Linked DNA regions of Homo sapiens: region 2 is linked to region 1. Evidence: chromatin loops called from intact Hi-C (ENCODE). Cell type or tissue: PC-3. All regions are shown on one strand.

Region 1 (4,000 bases):
GATAGACATATTATCAGGTAATCTGCTTTCTTTTTTTTTGAGATGGAGTCTTGCTCTGTCGCCCAGGCTGGCGTGCAGTGGCCATCTCAGCTCACTGCAACCTCTGCCTCCCAGGTTCAAGCGATTCTCCTGCCTCAGCCTCCCGAGTAGCTGGGATTACAGGCGCACACCACCATGCCTGGCAAATTTTTGTATTTTTAGTAGAGACAGGGTTTCACCATGTTGGCCAGGCTGGTCTCAAACTCCTGACCTCAAGTGATCCACCCCCCTCAGCCTCCCAAAGTGTTGGGATTACAGGTGTGAGCCACCATGCCTGGCCAGTCTTCTGCTTTTAAGAATGATTGTTGTAAATCGCCAGCAAAAGTAGTATAAACATTATTAACTAGAGGGGTGGGAAAACTTGGAAACTCCAAGATTTGGAGTACATTTCTATGGCACTGGCAAGAAAAAAAAAAAAAGTAAGTAGTTTTCTTTAAACCAGAAAGTGTGGTTACTTGAAAACAGGAAATACTAAAAACAAACTTATTTAAGTGTCTGTGGAATACTTCAGAGTATAAAGATGTAAAGGCAAGTCAACAGAAAAGTGTTTTTTATATGATAAGTGTATGGATTACAAAAACACTGGAGTACTTAATGTATTCATCATATTGCTTAGCAATCACTAACAAGTGACTCTTTTTTTCTTCTAGCTTGCCAACAACATTTGCAACTTTGGATATTGATGGTGTAAGAAAAATAATCTTTGCACTACCTGGTAAGAATAACAAATTGTTTCCTTTCCTTTTTCTGGAAAAATAGCCAAAATTTTTTGGACTTCTCATGTGACCACCTGGTTTGAAATCTGAAAGACCTGGGCTCAAGTCTCAGCTTTTCTAAACGACCAATCACTTAACCTCTCTAGGAAGTTTCTTCACCTATAAAATAAGACTAATATCTACTTCATAGGGTTGGTGTGAAAGTCAGATTAGATAATATATATCAAAGCACATTCCAAATCCTATCAAAGCACATTCCAAATCCTAAGATGATCATCAAGTGTTAGCTGTCACTAGATCTTTCTGGAGCACCTGCTTTTTCCTTACAGGAAATTGGTCGAAGTTAGCAGCCGAATACCTCTCATAACCAGAAGTATTGTGCTCTAGAGGCCAAAATGCCTTGAGTCACCCAAGCAAATACCAAATCAAAAAATACAAAGCTGCCTCTGGTCCTTGCCAGATTTGGGCTGGTTGAGGGGAGGGGGAAGAGGAAAGGCCAGGCTACTGGAACTAGTGCTTCTCAGCCAAATCCTACTCATCATCAGTCTACAACTTCCCCACTCCCACCCTTGTCCCAACGTGAGCAGAAACTCACATGTTCAGATTATAGAAAGAGCAAAGCAGGTTCAGTTCACGATGATTTTCAAATTCAAATTTTTTGTGATTTGGGGTTATATAAAGTCATGGTGAATCTTGATAAATTTTAAAATAATTTATTGTGCATCTTTTTTTTAACTTTAAAATTATCTTCTGATCATTCTGTTCAGTTCTCTATTTTTTGGCACAGATTCCTTTAGAAAATAACCTATTTCTTTAAGATTTACAAATCTCATGGCTTTTGGATCTTTGTTTGTTTTTTAGGTCAAGTATATCTCAAAATGGAAATGTAAAGAAATGGAAGCAGGCAGAAAAATGTTAAACTTTGAAAACATTTTAAGCCCCTATCTATAAGCATAAAAGAGATTAGATTTCTATCATGTAGAAAATTTTCAGAGAGAGAACATTTAAGTAAAATAGTCCTCAGAATGTATCTGTAACATGAAACGCCTTAGGACCTTTCATAATTCCTTGGATGCTCTGATAGCCATTGTATAAAGAAATGTGCTCCTTTTCCTAGCTTCATTTAGCCTGGAAGAGCCTCTTTTGTCTACGGAAGATATGACTTAACCTACAGACCATCAGTGATATTATAACAAAGAATGTTACTGTGGGAGCCTATTTCACCATTATGCCAAAGATGTTATAAAATTAAAACCTGTTTTCAAATTCCTACTTTTAATTTGAAACCTTATCTGCTCAGCCTGAGTGAACCAACAGAGGGCAGCAGAAACTCACATGTTCAGATTGTAGAATGTGCAAAGTGGTTCCATTTACAAGGATTTTCTTTCTTGTTTTTGTTGTTATTGGTTTTGTTTGTTTTTTGTGTTTTGTGTTTTTTGTTTGTTTGTTTGTTTGTTTTTGAGACAAGGTCTGGCTCTGTCGCCCAGGCTGGAGTGCAGCAGCGCGATCTCAGCTCACTGCAACCTCTGCCTCCTAGGCTCAAGCCGTTCTCCCACCTCAGCCTCCCAGGTAGCTGGGACTATAGGCGCTTGCTACCACCCCTGGCTAATTTTTGTATTTTTTGTAGAGACGGGGTTTCACCATGTTGCCCGGGCTGGTCTCAACTTCTGAGCTCAAGCCATCCACCTGTCTCAGCGTCCCAAAGTTTTGGGATTACAGGCATGAGCCACCATGCGCAGCTTTACAAGGATTTTCAATTTCAAAAGTGTATTTCTGCTTTCCTGTAGGCCATGCGTTTAAAGCCATCCCTAATCTCGACAAGTTTTAAATCAAAGTTTTGTATATTTACTTGTTTTTTTGGACATTTTTAACATTGCTAGAGTGACACATGCTCACTATTGTAAAAATCAGAAAATATAGATAAGCATAAAAAAGTGTTAACCATAATCCCCCAACACCCACATATGGATAAACCACTATTACAAGTTTTTTATATCAGTCCTTCCAGTCCTTTTTCGTACATAGCAAGACCCTGCCTCTAAAATAATTAGAGCACTTCATTTTTTATACAGTAATGTTATAAAGTGGTAGTATTACATGGATTTTATAATCCTTGATTTACAATGGCTTTTTTATTTGTTGGTTTGGGGTTTTTTTGCTTTTCCAGAAAAAAATATTCTATCTACTTGTATTTTGAAGCAAGGGAAAGTAATTGATTCTTTTTAAGAGTCTGCTATTCTGTGGGCAACTCATTTTTCCATCGAAACTATTAGTATCACTTGTCACTTTTTGCACCTTAAAAAATCTATTCTTAAGCACTTTTGCAGGTAGAAGAGAATTGGAGGTATGATTATAGCTAATAATAGGCTAAACTGACCATTGCCTTTTGACTTGATGATGCAATAAGCAGTGTTTAGCCATGCCAAGGGAACCTAAAAATCTAGTAGCCCATTCCCCACTCCAGGTTATACATTCATGCTTACATAGAACTGTATAAAAGTATTAAAACAACTGAAATTTTAGAACCAGAAGAGATCTTGAGAATCATGTAGTCCAAACCTTTCATTTCATAGATGAGTAAAGTTAGACTCAAAAAACTTTGGAACTTGCCAAGATCAGACAGCTTGGTTAGATAATAATGCCACACAAGAAATCAAATCTGTTATTTACAGCCCAGTGGTTGTTTGCTTCTTCACAGCCCACCCTTCCTCCTTTGAAGTGTACGACACACCTAGATTTCTTCTTGGAGTGATATAGTGGAATTCCTCAAATTCTTCTCATAACTTTAAAAGAATGTGGTATTTGTATTAGTCTGCTCAGGCTGCCATGACAGAATACCATAGACTGGGTAGCTGAAACAACAGAAATGTATTTTCTTACAGTTCTGGAAGCTGGAAGTCCAAAATCAAGGTGCCAGCAAGGTTGGCTTCTGGTGAGGCCTCTCTCCCTGGCTTGTAGACAGCAACCTTTTCACTGTGTCTTCACATGATCTTTCCTGTATGTGTGCAGACTCCTGGTGTCTCTTCCTCTTTTTATAAGGGCACCAGTCCTATTGGATTACGGCCACATCTTTATGACCTTATTTACCTTAATTACCTCCTTAAAGGCCCTATCTCCAAATATAGTCAATCATATTGGAGTTATAGCTTTATCATATGAATTCAATCCATAACAGTATTCATCTTCAGGTCCTTAAAACACTTCTTAAATCATTTGGTGTTTTTTTTTAATTTAAAGAAATATCC
Region 2 (4,000 bases), 55 kb after region 1:
TCAGCAGGTACTGTTTCATTAGTCTCACTATTATGATCATTATTAGAAATGATAAAAAATGAATCCCTAAATAAATAGCAAAAATCATAGAATTTTAAAGCTATAAAAGATCTTGAGAATTAACAAATCTCAAATTCTTCAAGGTCTCACCCCTCCCTTCTCAGCTCCCTACGCCATTTATCAGCTGACTCTACTGGAGAGAAATAAATAGATGAAGAAAAACAAAACAAAACAAATTTTGGTTATAAGTAATCCTCTTAAGCCCAATTTAATAAAGCATGGATTTCTTTTTATTGCCTATTTGCATCAGGAACATAATTACTAGCTAGAGTCTAATTTGAGAATGTTAATTATGGATGAAAGATGTAATATTCTAAGAACAGAATGGAATTCACTACTGCTGTATTGCAGAGACATTAGTGGGATTTAGTAATGCTAGTGAGGTTGAAAAATAAGTTATATATATTATTTTTCTTTTCCAAAACCATGGATTTCAGTGACACTTTATAACTGTGTACTTTGGAACACTGATAAAAAATTAGGCTGCGTGCAACGGCTCATGCCTGTAATCCCAAAACTTTGAGAGGCCCAGGCGGGAGGATGGCTTGGGCTCAGGAGCTCAAGACCACCCTGGGCAATATGTCAAGACCCTGTCCCTACAAAAAAGAAAAAAGAAAAAAGTTATCTGGGCGTGGTAGTGCACACCTGAGGTCCCAGTTACTCAGGAGGCTGAGGCAAGGGGATTGCTTGAGCTGGGAGGTCAAGGCTGCAAAGAGCCATGATAGAGCCACTGCACTCTAGCCTGGGTAACAGAGAGAGACCTTTTCTCAGGAAAAAAAAAAAAAGGTAAATGATGACCTTGTTGAATATTGTGCCCTCAGATTTACTAGTCTTTAAAATTTAAATTGAGCATCTTAAATCTAGATGAGTGAAAAATGTTGGAAACTTAAACTTATCTATACTGTCACTTTAGTTCCTTTAGAAATGAAGAATTTACTTTATAAAACATTTATATTTTTTTCTCATATCTTGACAGTAGTCCTACCATGGCTCTTTCCTTTGTTTCAAAGAGGATAGTGGCAGGCTTTATTTTAATTTGCATCTATTTTTCAAGGTACATTTACCTGATGCTTCTCAGTCTCGCTTAACCTTCATTTAAGTCATCAGATCTATTTGATAAAGACTATATGAATATTTGCAAACTGTATAGAAAATTACGATTTTAACATTTACTTTCTGAAAGATCCATTGTAGAACTTGAACTGGGTGTATTTGCCAGTCCCCTTAAAATGGACCACAATTATGTCTTTGCATGTTTATTTTGTAGGATAATAGCTAAGATAATTATTCTTCCTAAACTATTTGTTTTATTCAATACTTCCAAAATACTTATTGAAAATGTGTCAAGAAATAAGAATTTGGTGAAAATTATGTGACTTAAGTTTATGTTTTAGTATGCCAATGAGGTTAAGGAAATAAGTATTTTGATTATTATCAGTTTTAAAAATCAGGAGCACAGAAAATAAGCTTCTTTATCCAAAGACATTTCTGAAAGTGAAATCTAAAAAACTGCTAGCCTCTTCTTTTATCCAACAACCATAAGAAATGTTATTAAATGTAAATAAGTTACATTATTTGCTACAAGATTCCCAAGCATGGCCACCCCTGGTAAAGCCAAAGACTTGGTGGTAAAGAAGCTACCAGAAGTTGGTGATTTCTCCTAACCATCCATTTCAGAATTTATCCCCAGGTCTCTTTGAAACCCTATATTCCCAACATAGTTGACCTTATTTATTTACACGGCTCAGCAGCAGCAGTTAACTTCTCTCAGCCTGATAAGGGAAGGACAAGGAGGCGGCAGTGTTGGGGATGCCAGCAGCCCTATGGAGTGACTGGCAATAGATATAATAAGAATAGATTACATATTATTACGTACAATAAACTTTTACGGCTTTTACAGATTGAATAGTCCACATGTTGCAGAAATTTAGGTAATTTTATTCTCATATGTTCTATAATCAGCAATGGCCTAGGTTTGCTAAACGTGTTTCATTACTACCCACAGAGCATTTAAAGAATGACCGGTTATTTTATATCTAGTAGATCTTTTCTAAATATTTGTGGTTATGCTGGCAAATTTTTGAGATGTGCTATTTATTTTTACAGGAGCTTGAGAACTGAATCAAACACTTCAGGTATGGAACAAATTCCACTACATGTTTTATTGTGATCCCTGGTATTCAGTAGTCATCTCTGGTTCCTAGAAGAGTAGTGTGGCTAAGAGCAAAGGAATTCAGCTAGACTTTTTGATGCATTTCCTTTCTTCACTATGCTCCATTCTGAGAATCCTATACTGAAGAAACTCTTTCTCAAAGCCGATCCTCAGGCTATCTTTCAAGTGGAAAACATTATGGTACTTTACTACTTCAGTTTTCTTTTTCTGCACTGGTTTAGTTTCCCAGTTCCCTGTATCTAAATCATCAAGCATAAACCACGCCAAGCCTAGTTCTGCAGGCAGAATGCAAACTACAGCAATCATAGGACCTGCCATCCTTGCTGATATATAACGGGAATGGTCCACAACTAAATTTTTGGTAAATGTAAAATTATCCAGCTCCTCTTTGTTCCTCCTATGTCTTTAGCCTCTACCAGGTGATACTATTTAATGTTTTTGTTTGTTTGTTTGTTGTTGTTTTTTGTGAGGCGTAGTCTCTGTTGCCCAGGCTGATGTGCAGTGGTGTGATCTTGCTCACTGCAACCTCTCTGCCTTTTGAGTTCAAGTGATTCTGCTGCCTCAGCCTCCTGAGTAGCTGGGATTACAGGCGTTTGCCACCACGCCTAACTAAATTTTGTATTTTTCACCATGTTGGCCAGGATGGTCTCGAACTCCTGATGTCCAGTGATCTGCCCACCTGGGCCTCCCAAAGTGCTGGGATTATAGGAGTGAGCCACCACCCTGGACCTATTTAATGTTTGGGTTTTATTTGGCAGTGGGGAGTGATGATTTTTCTTTATATATTGCCATGTTCTAAGAATCTTTAGCCTGTAACGAACTTTTAATGTGGAGGTTGTCTTATAGGCACCTCTTATAGGTTGTCTTATAGGCAAATCTCTCTCTTTGCTGAGTGCTGAACCAGCTCTAAGTTACTTTCAAACCTGGGAGACAGACCAAGCCTCAGCTTCAGTCATGCACATAAAAGAACACTATGGAAGGAACATTTAACTTGGCATAAGTGAAGAGAAAAAAAAAATACTGCTTCAAAAAGCAAGAATACTTGAAGGCAGTTTTAGTCACACGTACAAGAGTCAGTCCCACAAAAAACAGCAAATCATTATAGAATAGGTTTTTACACAAATGGGATTTGTCTTTGGGCCTTCCCATTGGGCTTTTTTTTTTTTTTTTTTGAGATGGGGTCTCCCTCTTTCGCCCAAGCCAGAGTGCAGTGGCACAATCTTGGCTCACTGCAACCTCCACCTCCTGGGTTCAAGTGATTCCCCTGCTCCAGCCTCCCAAGTAGCTGGGATTACAAGCACCCGCCACCATGCCTGGCTAATTTTTGTATTTTTTGTAGAGATGGGGTTTCACCATGTTGGCCAGGCTGGTCTCGAACTCCTGACCTCAAGTGATCCCCCTGCCTTGGCCTCCCAAAGTGCTGGGATTACAGGCGTGAGCCACTGCGCCTGGCCCCCATTGGGCTTTAGTGTCTAAAAATATGAGATGAACTTCACTGTAATGTGGTTAGGCCTATATTCCAATCTATACTACTGAACCTGAGAACATTATAGGGAAATGCTATCATAGCTTACAAGAAAAGAGGAGGGCATGATTCGCTGTCTCAAAACCCTTTTGGTAGTTAAGATTCTATGAGCTGCCATGTTTGTAGTCCTGGGACTCATCTTCGACAATCTAGCAGGCAGCTTGAAATGGGGCTTTGGAAATCAGGAGCTAAGCAAAGATACAGCAAATGAGCAGAAAAATTCCACTCTGGGCTTGTTAAAT

What was found. A loop is a pair of places that touch in the nucleus more often than their neighbours do. Peaks named below come from ENCODE experiments on the same cell type or tissue, not always from the same donor. Only the 100,000 strongest peaks of a DNase experiment are listed, where the experiment ranks them.
Region 2: a loop joins it to region 1, with 4 times the contacts of the local background. A loop is called at or near these places in 7 of 110 quality-filtered maps.

Annotation. Positions count from the first base shown.
Region 1 is chr14:67,164,473-67,168,472 of GRCh38, forward strand. GPHN (gephyrin) reads left to right here. Exons shown (of 23, transcript NM_020806.5): 20 at 690-754. The region is part of intron 1 of LOC105370538 (a long non-coding RNA gene); the gene reads right to left. Among named protein-coding and RNA genes, the nearest start is that of GARIN2, 23 kb to the right of the region's middle. RefSeq lists an enhancer at 3,508-4,000. In PC-3, a CTCF peak has its summit at 2,074 (motif pointing right); DNase peaks (open chromatin) are centred at 2,069 and 3,509.
Region 2 is chr14:67,219,613-67,223,612 of GRCh38, forward strand. It overlaps GARIN2 (golgi associated RAB2 interactor family member 2), which reads left to right. Exons shown (of 8, transcript NM_001395907.1): 7 at 2,167-2,195. It also overlaps a transcript of GPHN not described here. Among named protein-coding and RNA genes, the nearest start is that of PALS1, 20 kb to the right of the region's middle. In PC-3, no CTCF peak of the experiment used is centred here; a DNase peak (open chromatin) is centred at 2,209; H3K4me3 peaks cover 1,313 bases; H3K27ac peaks cover 1,635 bases.